Linked DNA regions of Homo sapiens: region 1 is linked to region 2. A link is a contact called in ENCODE Hi-C or POLR2A ChIA-PET data. All regions are on one chromosome and are shown on one strand. The core of a region is the stretch at or near the end of the contact, and the rest is flanking DNA. Distances in the headings are between cores, read along the strand shown.

Region 1 (7,519 bases), core at 2,512-5,011, 240 kb after region 2:
AGAAGGAGATAACAGGCGTGGCAACTAAAACAAATGCCATTTTTGATTTTTTGTTTATAGCTAAGATTAATACCAAATAGAAAACTGTACCTGAAGGGTTAGTCATAGTCATTTGTGCTCAGGAATTATTGTATATATTGAAATTATTATTTTGGGGACCAGAAATGCTTTTTTATTTCTCATGTTGAACATTTTCTTTAGTTTAATGAAATTCAGGAGATGTTTGCTCTACTTTGCTTTTTGTTATAAAACAATTTGTCATTTACTCTTAGACATTGTGGTATCTTATACAGTTGTACAGTAAATGTACCTAAGTTTTGTCCATGTCTAATTAAGAACTACAAATCTGTCCAACCTGTTCCTAAAAAACCCAAGATAGAGACTGGACATGGTGGCTCATGCCTGTGATTGCAGCGCTTTGGGAGGCTGACGTGGGCAGATCAGTTGAGGTCAGGAGTTCGAGACCAGCCTGGCCATCATGGTGAAACCCTGTCTCTATTGAAAATACAAAAATTAGCCAGGCGTGGTGGCACACACCTATAATCTCAGCTACTCGGGAGGCTGAGACGAGAATCATTTGAACCCGGGAGGCGGAGGTTGCAGTGAACTGAGATCATGCCACTGCACTCCAGCCTGGGTGACAGAGTGAGACTCTTGTCTCAAAAGCAAAACAAAACAAAAAATAAGATAGAAATATTTTATATCTTAAACAATTATACCTTTATGTTCGGGTAAACACCTTTTTCATGATTTTAAGTTATTATTTTCCCTTAGTTTTTTTTTTTTTTTTTTTTTTATAGACAGAATTCACTCTTGCTGCCTAGGCTGGAGTGCCAATGGCCCAATCTTGGCTTACTGCAACCTCCATCTCCCAGGTTCAAGCAATTCTCCTGTCTCAGCCTCCTGAGTAGCTGGAATTACAGACATGCACCACCACGTTTGGCTAATTTTGTATTTTTAGTAGAGATGGAGTTTCTCCATGTTGGTCAGGCTGGTCTCGAACTCCCGACCTCAGGTGATTCGCCCATCTTGGCCTCCCAAAGTGCTGGGATTACATGCATGAGGCACCACACCCGGCCTTCCCTTAGTACCTTTTTGGATAATTAGGTTGGACTCTGAAGGAGTAAGTTTGGTAGCAGGAAGATTGCACAGGCTTATGTGTACAGTGTAGCTTGTTTTGTGAGATCAAGAGAAAAAGCTGCATGTGTCTATGGACATAGCTCGACATATTTAGGTTTCATTATATGCACATAAACATTGGCTTAACACAAATGATCTGCATTTCTGGTTTAAACTGATATTTGTGCTTATTAATTTTTTTGCATATTAAGAGATTGTCATGACTTAGTTTTTCTATTGATTTAATTTATGCTGTCAGAATTTATTGTAACACTATATCAACTGTAGAAGTAAACATTTAAAAAGTTTAATGCAGTAGGATTGCATTGAATGATTGTTATAGATCAGAATAAAGGAAATTTCTAAACTATGATTTAGTAGGTTGAATGTTGCTTTTATATTTATTCAATATTTATTCAAGACATATATTGACCACCTATTACATGGTAGGCCCCTTACTCCTTACTGAGTATTCAACTTATATTTAATAACAAAGGAAATAATATTGAGAATATAGGCAAAATTTTATCTTTCAAATTAAAGAAGTGCTGTTATCCATGGAATAGTTTCTCCATTTGTTTCAGGGATTCAGCTTATAAACAAAAGCCAAAGTAAGGAAATAATATCTAGAATGTGGAATAAATTACATATTTAAAATAAAGAAATGTAGGCTGGGTGTGGTGGGTCATGCCTGTAATCCCAGCACTTTGGGAGGCTGAGGCAGGCGGATAACTTGAACCCAGGAGTTCAAGACCAGCCTGGGCAACATAGTGAGACCCTGTCTCTCCAAAAAATACAAAAATTAGCTGGGTGTGGTGGTGCTCACCTGTTGTCCCAGCTACTTGGGATACTGAGGCAGGAGGATTGCTTGAGCCTGGGAAGCCGAGGTTACAGTGAGCTGAGATTGTGCCACTGCACTTCAGCCTGGGTGACACAGTAAGACCCTGTCTTTAAAAAAAAAAAAAAAAAAAAGTTATTACTCAATGGATAGTTTGCCATTCAATTTAAAAATCACCTTTGAATGAAACAAATATAAAACCAATTATAGAGACATAACAAGAATTATTCTATTTTTGTACTTAAGGAATGGAATCACTATTCTTTTTATTTTTATTTTTTGAGATGGAGTCACACTCTGTTACCCAGGCCTGGAGTGCAGTGGCGGGATCTCAGCTCACTGCAACCTCCGCCTTCCGGGTTCATGCGATTCTCCTGCCTCAGCCTCCCAAGTAGCTGGGACTACAGGCGCCTGCCACCACGCCCAGCTAATTTTTGTATTTTTAGTAGAGACAGGGTTTCACCATATTGGCCAGGCTGGTCTCGATCTCCTGACCTTGTGATTCACCCGCCTCGGCCTCCCAAAGTGGTGGGATTACAGGCGTGAGCCACTGCACCTGGCTCTTTAATTATTCAATTTATTATTATTATTGTTTTTAAGAGACAGAGTCTCACTCGGTCACCCAGTCTGGAGTGCATTGGCGTGATCATAACTCACTGCAGCCTCAAACTCCTCAAACAAGCAGTCTTCCTGTTTTATTCCTAAGTAGTTAATGCTATAGGTGTGCACCATGATGCCTGGCTTATTTTTAAAAAAATTTTGTAGAGACAGGGTGTTACTGTGTTGCACAGATTGGTCTCAAACTCAAGTGCCTCAAACTCAAACTGCCTGAGCCTCCCAAAGCACTGGGATTACTTGAGCTACTCTTTTTAAATATGAAAATTGGAAAATCAAAACCGAACATACCTTTAAGTTTAAAACTCTTTTATTTGAGGATAATTTTAAACTTAAAGCAAGGTTGCAAGAAAATAGTACAAAGAGTTTTTACGTTTATCTCCCCCCCGGGTCAGGATTCACCTAGTGTCAACTCCCTTCCTCATCCTTGCTCTGCCTGTCCCCATTCCCAGGTTTATTCACTCACTCATTATATATGCAATTTTTCTTAACCATCTGAGGATAATTTGCATATGTAATAGCCTGTTACCCCAAATATTATACTAAGAATATTGGTCTCTTAAATAACCGTCGTTCATTTATCAACTTAAGTGTATTAATATTGACAACATACTTTTATGTCTATTGTCCATATTCTAATTTTGTCAGTTGATCCAATAATATTCTTTATAGCATTTTCTTACCCTCTAGCACAGGATTCAGTCTAGGATCAAATATTGCATTTAGTTGTCATTTTCTTATAGCTTCCTTTAAAATCTGGACTGTTTACAGACTTTCTTTGTCTTTTGTGACATTGACACGTTTGAAAATACAATACCCCTGAGATTGTGTGATCTGACTGTGCCACTACTAATAATAGTGAGCCACTACTAATAAAGGTTATTTTAAGTCTTTTTCTGTCCTTCATTTAAACTTGTCATGGGGAAAAAACAAATACTTAAATCATCTCAGCTTTTTAGCCTTTCCATTTTACAACCAAAGTTATAGAATGAATTTTCTTGGTAATTTAATACATATTTAGTGCATCTGTAAAGACAATGTTGCAATCTAGATTTTCTGATTTATATTATGATCATGTGATTTTTTAAATTTTTATTTTTTTTGTTTTTTTGCTTTTGATTTTTTTTTTAAAGCTACACATTTGAAGTTTGATCAGCATCTTGAGTGAATTTTTTCATTTTTATAAATCTGTCTTCCTTCCTGGTAGCATTCTGCCACCTAGTGGAAATTTATGTCCTCCAGCATACGTCTCAGAGTTTAGTTGGAATGCAAGATGCATTTTAATATATAAAAATTAGTTTAGAATCGTTGAACTTCTTTGGTTGACATGTAATTCTTTACAACAGTGATCGTCTTGTTTTAAACAAGAGTTTAGTACAGATAAAATTCTTAGCAAATGAGGGCTTAGTAGATGTCTTAAATCATCTTTCTCAACAAGAAGTACTCTACATTTATCTTCTTCATCAATGAAATTTTAACCAAAGCATACTATTTTTCCATCAGTCAAATTTTTTTTTTTTTTTTTGAGACGGAGTCTAGCTCTTGTCACCCAGGCTGGAGTGCAGTGGTGCCATCTCGGCTCACTGCAACGTCTACCCCTCGGTTCAAGTGATTCTCCTGCCTCAGCCTCCCAAATAACTAGGATTACAGGCACCTGCCACCATGGCTGGCTAATTTTTTATTTTTAGTAGAGACGGGGTTTCACCATGTTGGCCAGACGGGATTTCACCATGTTGGTCAGGCTGGTCTCAAACTCCTGACCTCAGGTGATCCACCTGCCTCGACCTCCCAAAGTGCTGGGACTACAGGCATGAGCTACCGCACCCTGCAAGATACACATTTTTAGTAGGACTTGAGGAACATTTCTGTCTTGGAGTACATACGTTCTGCATAATTCATATTAGAATATGAAATCTGAGGTTGTCTTCAGTATAGTCATTTATGAAAAAGAATATTGAGAATTATCTGTTTAGAGAAAGTAGTTCTGAATTAAAAGTTGCAGTCATTCAGTCATATAACACCTTCATAGAGTCATGTATATTTTTTAATGTACTTATCTTATTTCTCATTATTCTCTCTTAGTTGCTGATGTATATTCAAGATGAGTGGATTAGGAGAAAACTTGGATCCACTGGCCAGTGATTCACGAAAACGCAAATTGCCATGTGATACTCCAGGACAAGGGTAGGTGACTTATTTCCTGGTGCTTTACCACACTTGTTGTGCCTTTGTTTAAGGATAACATTTTAACTTCTTGCCATTTACATTCTCTGGTTAGATTTTTTGGTGGTTTCACTTCGTGGTAAGTAGAGTGTTACTGATGAGATGGACATCTTTTTGATGTAATAGAAGTTTTTTTTTTATTGCTGATTCATATAGAAGGTAGAATATTAACAATTCGCGGTACTATAAGAATTTCTGAATGGAAGGAGGGGTAGGAGTTACGAATAGATGACCAAGGTTATGTCACGTGCGTCCGTGTGAAGAGACCACCAGACTTTGTGTGAGCAACAAGGCTGTTTATTTCACCTGGGTACAGGCAGGCTGAGTCCAAAAAGAGAGTCAGCAAAGGGTGGTGGGATTATCATTAGTTCTTATAGGTTTTGGGATAGGCAGTGAGTTAGGAGCAATGTTTTGCGGGCGGGGTTAGATCTCACAAAGTACATTCTCAAGGGTAGGGAGAATTACAAAGAACCTTCTTAAGGGTGGGGGAGATTACAAAGTACATTGATCAAGTTAGGGTGGGGCAGAAACATCACAATGGTGGAATGTCATCAGTTAAGGCTATTTTCACTTCTTTTGTGGATCTTCAGTTGCTTCAGACCATCTGGATGTATATGTGCAGGCTTGGTCTCAGAGGCCTGACAGTTATAAGTAAGAATCTTTGCTATCTTTTAAGAATGGGTTATAAGTTGATATTTTGTCATTTGTGAGGTTGCATCCTTTTTTTTACCAAGTGAAATGAGAAGCTTAAAAATTAGAAACAAAATAATGTAATCTATATAACACTACTCTATAGCTTTTAAAGTATTTGCCAAAGTCAGTGTCAATTGAAGTTTAATGTGCTAGTTGAAAAATATCAATCTACAATGAATAAAACTTCATCATTAATAAGTAGCTACCACTGTTTTTGTTCTTATTTGTTAGTTGTTTTATTATCTCTAAGAAGTAAAGATGATTTATTCGTATTTTCTAGATGAAGTAACTGAGGCTAACTCTGCCCAAGGCCACCTAGCTAACAAAGATGGAACTGAATTTAGGTTTACATGAATCTCTATTATGTTGTACTACTTCTCCAAGACAGCATTTTTGATAGTTTATATTGGCTGAGTTTAGTTTGTTTACATATGAAAATAATAGGCCGGGTGTGGTGGCTCATGCCTGTAATCCCAGCACTCTGGGAGGCCAGGGTGGGTGGATTACCTGAGGTCAGGAGTTCAAGACCAGCCTGACCAACATGGTGAAACATCGTCTCAACTAAAAATGCAAAAATAAGCCAGGCGTGGTGGCGCATGCCTGTAATCCCAGCTACTGGGGAGGCTGAGTCAGGAGAATTGCCTGAATCCTGGAGGTGGAGGTTGCATTGAGCCAAAGTCGCACCGTTGTACTCCAGCCTGGGCAACAAGAGCGAAAACTCTGTCTCGAGGAAAAAAAAAAAAAAGTAATCATGTAATAGTGTTGTATAGGGGCTGATTCTGCTAACAGCTCTTTTGTGATATATATATTATGTCTCCTTTCCCCCCTTTCTACGCCTTTTCCCTTAGTCTTACCTGCAGTGGTGAAAAACGGAGACGGGAGCAGGAAAGTAAATATATTGAAGAATTGGCTGAGCTGATATCTGCCAATCTTAGTGATATTGACAATTTCAATGTCAAACCAGATAAATGTGCGATTTTAAAGGAAACAGTAAGACAGATACGTCAAATAAAAGAGCAAGGTAATAAAAACACTCATGTCTTTTTGAACAGTGGTGGTTCCCAACCTTTTTGGCACCAGGGACTGGTTTTGTGGAAGCCAGTTTTTCCATGGACCTGGTAGAGGGGATGGTTTCAGGATGATTCAAGCACATTACGTTTGTGGTGCATTTTATTTCTATTATGGTTACATTGTAACATATAATGAAATAATTATACAACTCACCATAATATAGAAATCAGTAGGAGCCCTGAGCTTGTTTTCCTGCAGCTAGATGGATCCATCTGGGGGTAATGGGAGAAACTGTGACAGATCATTAGGCATTAGAGAATCATAAGGAGCACACAACCTAGATTCCTCGCATGTGGAGTTCACATTAAGATTTGCACACCTGTGAGAATCTAATGCTACTTCTGAGCTGACAGGATGTAGAACTCAGGTGGTAATGTGAGTGATGGGGAGGGGCTGTTGTTAATACAGATGAAACTTTGCTCACTTGCCCACTGCTGACCTCCTGCTGTGCAGCCCCATTCCTAACAGGCCACAGACTGATACTTGTCTGTGGTCTGGGGGTTGGGGACCCCTGTTTTAGAAGGAACTTGTTGCTATATTTGCCTTTTTGCTCCTTTGTTTGGGTAGAGACTACAACTGATGGAGGCTAGCAAGTATGGGAATAGACAAATGTGTTGACCAGCTGTGCTTTTTGTTATTTATGTATTTATTTATTTTGAGATGGTGTCTCGCTTTGTCTCTCGGGCTGGAGTGCAGTGGTGTGATCTCAGCTCACCACAACCTCCACCTCTTGGGTTCAAGAGATTCTCCTGCCTCAGCCTCCCGAGTAGCTAGGATTACAGGCACCTGCCACCACGCCCAGCTAAGTTTTGTATTTTTAGTAGAGATGGGGTTTTGCCATGTTGGCCAGGCTGGTCTCAAACTCCTGACCTCAGGTGATCCACCCGCCTCAGCCTCCCAGAGTGCTGGGATTACAGGTGTGAGCCACCGCGCTGGGCCTCCAGCTTATGCTCTTTAGAG
Region 2 (7,024 bases), core at 1,914-4,413:
TGAGGTCAGGAGTTCGAGACCTGCCTGGCTAACATGGTGAAACCCTGTCTCTACTAAAAATACAAAAAATTAGCCGGGCATGATGGCAGGCACCTGTAATCCCAGCTAATTGGGAGGCTGAGGCAGGAGGATCTTTTGAAGCTGGGAGGTGGAAGTTGCAGTGAGCTGAGATCAAGCCATTGCACTCCAGCCTGGGCTACAGAGCAAGACTCCGTCTTGAGGAAAAAAAAAAAAATTAGCCGGGCGTGGTGGTGGGCGCCTGTAATCCCAGCTACTTGTGAGGCTGAGGCAGGAGAATCACTTGAACCTGAGAGGCAGAGGTTGCTGTGAGCCGAGATCGCACCACTGCACTCCAGCCTGGGCGACAGAGCGAGACTCCGTCTCAAAAAAAAAAAAAAAGACTTTGCTCTGGTCAGGAGTGGTAGCTCATGCTGTAATCCCAGCACTTTGGGAGGCCAAGGTGGGAGGACCAATTGAGTCCAGGAGTTCAAGGCTACTAGTGAGCTATGATCATGCCACTCCACTGCACTCCAGCCCAGGCAACAGAATGAGACCCTCTCTCTAAAAGAAAAAAAAAAAAAAGCCAGGTGAGGTGGCTCACGCCTGTAATCCCAGCACTTTGGGAGGCTGAGGCGGGTGGATCACTTGAGGTCAGGAGTTCAAGACCAGCCTGGCCAACATGGTGAAATCCCGTCTCTACTAAAAATATAAAAATTAGCCGGGTGTGGTTGCCTGCGCCTGTAATCCCAGCTACTCAGGAGGCTGAGGCAGAATTGCTTGAACCTGGGAGGCGGAGGTTGCAGTGAGCTGAGATCATGTCACTGCACTCCAGCCTGGGCGACAGAGCAAGACTCCATCTCAAAAAAAAAAAAAAAAAATTTATAAAAGCACAGGGTCTTCCAGAAATTGTGGATTAATTGGTCTGGGGAGACGACCAAGCATTTGATTTTTGTTGTTTTTTTTTTTTGTTTCTTTGAGTTGTAGTCTCGCTCTGTCACCCAGGCTGGAATGCAATGGTGCGATCTGCGCTCACTGCAACCTCCGCCTCAAAGGTTCAAGCAATTCTCCTCCCTCAGCTTCCCAAGTAGCTAGGATTATAAGCACCTGCCACCATGTCCGGCTAATTTTATTGCATTTTTAGTAGAGACGGGGTTTCACCATGTTGGCCAGGCTGGTCACAAACTCCCAACCTCAAGTGATCCACCCGCCTCGGCCTCCCAAAATGCTGGGATTATAGGTGTGAGCCACCGCACCCAGGTTGATATAGTTTTTAAAGAGCCCCAGCTGATTCTAATGTGTAGCCACGGTTGAGCGCCACTGTTCTAGAAAACTACAAGTTTAAACTAGAACAAAAAGAGGCATTTTGGCCCGGCACAGTGGCAAACGCCTGTAATCCCAGCTACCTGGGAGGTTGAGGCAGAATCGCTTGAACCCGGGAGGAGGAGGTTGCAGTGAGCTGAGATGGCACAACTGCACTACAGCCTGGGCAACAGAGTGAGACTCCGTCTCAAAAAAAAAAAAAAAAGCAGGGGGAGGGGAGGCATTTTGGCATGTCCATCACTAATGGGATATACACGCACACCATATCCTGGGTTGTAGCTTTGCAGGCAGTAAATCTAATTTTTTAATTTTTTTCAATTTCAGCTCCACTCCTAACTAACTATGATTTAGGGCTGTAGGGAAGAAAAAGTACCTTTTCCTCACCCATCACAAGGTTCATGGCTAACACCCCTAAAGACAGATTAACAAGAGATAAGCATGACAAATTTATTTAACCCAAGTTTTGAGTGACTCAGGAGTCTTCCAAAGTGAAGAACCGTGACCCAGGGCACCTGTGTTTTTATGGACAGTCAAGCAGCAGTGTCACAGGAGGACAAAAGGGTTTGATCCAATGATGTACACAGTGGGAACTTAGCAAGGCCTGTGAGTTTAGTCTTCATGGTCTCCACGGACAGGACCGGACCCCCTCTGGAATGAGGGGCTTGGGGCCTACTTTCAGGAGAGGCAGGTCAGAGAAACCTTGAGTGGCCCACTGCAGAAGAGGAAGGCAGGAGAAGGTCAGAGAGTGACCTTCCTGCTTCTATGGTTTCCTCAAATTCCTTCAGCTTCAAATGCTCAGTTTGCCAAAGTGCTGTAATTTGGGGTATTGTGTTCCAAACCCCTACAGGAGAAGTCCCTACTGCTCTAAGCAGACTTGAGCAGGCATCAGAAGCACGTGGGCAGCTTGCTAAACACTGATTGAGGGACTCACCCCCACCAAGTTTCTCAGTTGAAAGATTTGAGAATCTGCATTTCTTGAAATTCTCAGGCCTTTTGATTAAGAAACTCTTTTTTTTTTTTTTTTTTTTTTTTGACAGAGTTTCACTCTTATTGCCTAGGCTGGAGTGCAATGGCATGATCTCGGCTCACTGCAACTTTAGCCTCCCTGGTTCAAGCGATTCTCCTGCCTCAGCCTCCTAAGTAGCTGAGATTACAGGGGCCCGCCACCACGCCCAGCTAATTTTTGTATTACAGGTGCCACCACGCCCAGCTAATTTTTGTATTTTTAGTAGAGACGGGGGTTTCACCACATTAGCCAGGTTAGTCTTGAACTCCTAACCTCAGGTGATCCATCCGCCTCGGCCTCCCAAAGTGCTGGGATTACAGGCGTGAGCCATCACACCCGGCAGATTAATAAATTCAATCAAGGACTTTGGGGGAAGTGGGGCTGAGAATTTGCATTTCTATCAAACGCCATCAGAATTTAGCAGGTGCTGCTGCTGATCCAGGGAACAGGCTTTGAGAACCAGGGCTCAGTTGATTACTAGTATAATTAACAACCTCTGATCCCATCACTGGCTCCCATTTCAGAGCAATGGTTGGTGCCTGCAAGCTTTCATCTCACTGTGTCCACACACAATCCCATGGGGTCCCAGTGTTCTTATGGATGAGGTTACCACGGCTGCAACATTCACAGTGAATTGTCCAGGGTCACGCAGCTGCAGCCAAAGTCTGGGGTGGAACACAGGTCTAATTACAAGCAGGAGAGAACCTGGGCAACACTTTCTTTGGGAGCATCAAAGCAAGCTCTCCCACCACCTGCTTGAGCACTTCCAAATCCTGCCGACATACCCAACCCTGCAACAGGCAAAGAGCCTCGCCTCCTGCTGGGAGAGCAGCTTCTTGCGGCGCGGCCTTCGCGAAACTCCGTGGAGAAATGGCGCCCCCTGGTGGCTCCAGAGAGAGCAGCGTTCCATTCTCCGGGCTGGGAGCTCTGGTCTCATGCGTCATGGACATTCTTGGACCCCATCACTAACATGGAAAATATTATTCAGTCCATTCCATCCTAGGAAAGAACTCAGGGTGCTGAAAGGAGGTGGGGACTTCAGAGCTCAGGAATGTAAAGGAAGGGCGGCGGACCGAGCCCTGGGGCTCTCAGGGGGCTGGAATGGTTAAAGCACAGCTGAGAACAATTCGGAGTTTCACCTTTGACCTTCCCAAAGACTTCTGCTGAGGAATTTTCTTTCTTTTTTTTTTTTTTTCTTTCAGACGGTGTTTCACTTTTGTCGCCAAGGCTGGAGTGCAATGTCGTGATCTCGGCTCACTGTAACCTCTGCCTCCCGGGTTCAAGTGATTCTCCTGCCTCAGCCTCCTGAGTTGCTGGGATTACAGGCGTGCACCAGCTAATTTTTGTATTTTTAGTGGAGACGGGGTTTCGCCACGTTTGGCCAGGCTGGTCTCAAACTCCTGACCTCAGGTGATCCACCCACCTTGGTCTCCTAAAGTGCTGGGATCACAGGTATGAGCCAGCGCGCCCGGCGGAGGAATTTTCAGTACTAAAGCTATAGTGTTGTGATGAGAGTCCGGCGTGCTCCCTGAATGCCGGTGCCCGATTCATAACCTAGTGCATTCGTTCACACATTATTCATTCAACAGATAAGCTTTTGCGTGCAGTACTATTCTGGGTGCTGGGACCACCGAAATCAGCAGAACAGACAGAATCTTTGCCTTCACGGATGCCTCCTGCCCTAGAACAGTGAATGAATGAATACATCAATAGGTAGAACACATGGAAAATAGATGACACTTAATAAAGAGATGTCATTGAGATGACACTTAAGCAAAACCCGGAGTGAGGAGAAAGAGCAGGTATCTGGTGAAGAAGTGTTCCAGGCAGAGAGAATGGTAAGAGCAAAGCCCCCGGGGCGTGGGTGTGTTTCTCTAACATGTTTGAGTTCTTTTTTTTTTTTTTTTGAGACGGAGTCTCCCGCTCTGTTGCCCTGGCTGGAGTGCAGTGGCGCCATCTTGGCTCACTGCAAGCTCCGCCTCCTGGGTTCACGCCATTCTCCTGCCTCAGCCTCCCGAGTAGCTGGTATTACAGGTGCCCGCCACCACGCCCGGCTAGTTTTTTGTATTTTTAGTAGAGACGGGGTTTCACCATGTTAGCCAGGATGGTTTCGATCTCCTGACCTTGTGATCCGCCTGCCTTGGCCCCCCAAAGTGCTGGGATTACAGGCGTGAGCCACTGCGCCCGGCCTTTTTTTTTTTTTAAATTAAAAAAATAAGGGCCAGGCACAGTGACTCACGCCTGTAATCCCAGCACTTTGGGAAGCCTAGTGGGGTGTATTACCTGAGGTCAGGAGTTTGAGACCAGCCTGGCCAACGTGGTGAAACCCCATCTCTACTAATTTGCTGGGCATGGTGGCACGCGCCTGTAGTCCCAGCTCCTTGGGGGGCTGAGGCAGGAGAATTGCTTGAACCTGAGAGGCTGAGGTTCCAGCAAGCCGAGATTGTGCCATTGCACTCCAGCCTGGGCGACAAGAATGAAACTGTCTCAAAGAAAGAAAAAAAATAAAAATAAATATGGTGCTGGGCGTGGTGGCTCATGCTGTAATCCCACCACTTTGGGAGGTAGAGGTCAGGAGTTGGAGACCAGCCTGGCCAACATGGTGAAACCCCCTCTCTACTAAAAATACAAAAATTAGCTGGGCATGGTGGCCTGTAATCCCAGCTACTTGGGAGGCTGAGGCATGAGAATCACTTGAACCCAGGAAGCGAAGGTCGCAGTGAGCCAAGATCATACCACTGCACCCCAGCCTGGGTGACAGAGCAAGACTCCGTCCCCCTCACCCCCAAAAAAGAGAGAGATGGGGTCTCTCTATGTTGCCCAGGCTGGTGTCGACCTCCTGGGCTCAAGGGATCCTCCTATCTTGGCCTCCCAAAGTGCTAAGATTACAGGCATGAACCACTGCGCCCAGCTTGAGTTGTTAAAAAAATTTTTTTTGTAGAGATGGGGTCTTGCTATGTTGCCTGGGCTGGTCTTGTACTCCAGACCTCAGCCAGTCCTCCCACCTCAGTCTCCCAAAGTGCTAGGATTACAAGTGTGAGCCACCACGCCTGGCCTAGACTAGACTGTTGATGATGGAGTGGGATGTATCTCTTCATATCCAAGAACCACTTACCCTGTTATTAATTCGACAGTTTTTATTAAATCAACTTATTTTGTTTTATTTTTTGTTTATAGAGACAGGGTCTTGCTATGTTGCCCAGGCTGGTCTTGAACTCCCCAGCTCAAGCAATCCTCCTGTCTGGGCCTCCCAAAGTGCTAGGATTACAGGTGTGAGCCCCCATGTCTGGCCTGAAATAAACGCAGTGTTTTTTTTTTTTTGAGACAGTCTTGCTCTGTCGCCCAGGCTGGAGTGCAGAAGTGTGGTCTTGGCTGACTGAAACCAGGCAAAATCTGGGCCGGGTGTGCTGGCTCATGCCTGTAATCCCAGCACTTTGGGAGGCCAAGGCAGGGGGATCTCCTGAGGTCAGAAGTTCAAGACCAGCTTGGCCAACATGGTGAAACCCTGTCTCTACTAAAAATACAAAAATTAGTCAGGTGTGGTGGTGCACGCCTGCAATCCCAGAGCTACTGAGGAGGCTGAGACAGGAAAATCGGTTGAACCTGGGAGGCAGAGGTTGCAGTGAACCGAGACCGCACCATTGCACTCCAGCCTGGGCAACAAGAGCGAAACTCAGTCTCAAAAAAAAAAATCTAAATAGGCCAGGCACGGTGGCTCATGCCTGAAATCCCAGCACTTTGGGATGCCGAGACAGGAAGGTCACTTGAGCCCAGGAATTCAAGACCAGCCTAGGAAACAGAGTGAGACCCTCCATCTCTACTAAAAATTAAAAAAATTAGCCCAGTGTGGTAACACATGCCTGTAGTCCCAGCTACTAGGGAGGCTGAGGCGGGAGGATCGCTTGAGTCTGGAAGGTGGAGGCTGCAGAGAGCCGTGATAGCACCACTGCATTCTGGCCTAAGAGAAAGAGCCAGACCCTCACACCTAATCCCAGAACTTTGGGAGGCCGAGGTGAGCAAATCACGAGGTCAGGAGATCAAGACCATCCTGGCTAACACAGTGAAGCCCCGTCTCTACTAAAAATACAAAAAATTAGCCGGGTGTGGTGGCAGGTGCCTGTAGTCTCAGCTACTCGGGAGGCTGAGGCAAGAGAATGGCGTGAACCTGGGAGGCGGAGCTTGCAGTGAACCGAGATCATGCCACTGCACTCCAGCCTGGGTGACAGAGCGAGACTCAAAAAAAAAAAAAAAAAAAAAAAAAAAAAGCCAGACACTGTCTCAAAAAAAAAGAAAAGAAAAGAAAAGAAAAACCTGAAATACTTATTTCAGCCTGATAGAGTCCATTGAGGAGAGAACAGGAACAGGAGAGAAAGGGGAGATGGTAGCGATAAACATGCCTTCGAGAAATTTTACTAAACAAAGGAGCAGAGAAATGGGACCCTCTGTGGAATGACATCCCCAGAGGTGTCTAGCTAGATAAGACAGTAAGATTTGCCGGGCACGGTGGCTCACGCCTGTAATCCCAGCACTTTGGGAGGCTGAGGCGGGCGGATAACTTGAGGTCAGGAGTTCGAGACCAGCCTGGCCAACATGGTGAAACCCCATCTCTATTGAAAATACAAAAATTAGTGGGGCATGGTGGGCAGGCCCCTGTAATCCCAGGCAGGAGAATTGCTTGAACCTGAGAGGTGGAGGTTG

What was found. Hi-C counts contacts between places; a loop is a spot of excess contacts on that map. ChIA-PET counts read pairs that join two places held with the same protein, here RNA polymerase II (POLR2A). Pooled maps may share reads with other maps.
Region 1: a loop to region 2 is called in a map of natural killer cell, with 19 times the contacts of the local background. The contact joins two enhancer-like sites. A Hi-C loop is called at or near these places in 103 of 168 maps with a recorded cell type or tissue (A673, B cell, CD14-positive monocyte and 60 more), 36 of 37 single-sample maps with no recorded cell type and 50 of 50 pooled maps. POLR2A ChIA-PET finds 5 or more read pairs at or near these places in 18 of 52 experiments (A549, CD4-positive, alpha-beta T cell, CD4-positive, alpha-beta memory T cell and 15 more).

The regions. Positions count from the first base shown.
Region 1 is chr20:47,617,575-47,625,093 of GRCh38, forward strand. NCOA3 (nuclear receptor coactivator 3) reads left to right here. Exons shown (of 23, transcript NM_181659.3): 3 at 4,655-4,756; 4 at 6,337-6,509. The coding sequence starts at 4,674. Among named protein-coding and RNA genes, the nearest start is that of NCOA3, 120 kb to the left of the region's middle. Within about 2 kb of position 3,762, at least 2 of the 41 ENCODE cell types and tissues checked have a DNase peak (open chromatin) inside an H3K27ac peak, as active enhancers do.
Region 2 is chr20:47,381,013-47,388,036 of GRCh38, forward strand. It overlaps LINC01754 (long intergenic non-protein coding RNA 1754), which reads right to left. Exons shown (of 3, transcript NR_146496.1): 3 at 1,754-4,007. Among named protein-coding and RNA genes, the nearest start is that of LINC01754, 28 kb to the right of the region's middle. RefSeq lists an enhancer at 2,383-3,235. Within about 2 kb of position 3,164, at least 10 of the 41 ENCODE cell types and tissues checked have a DNase peak (open chromatin) inside an H3K27ac peak, as active enhancers do.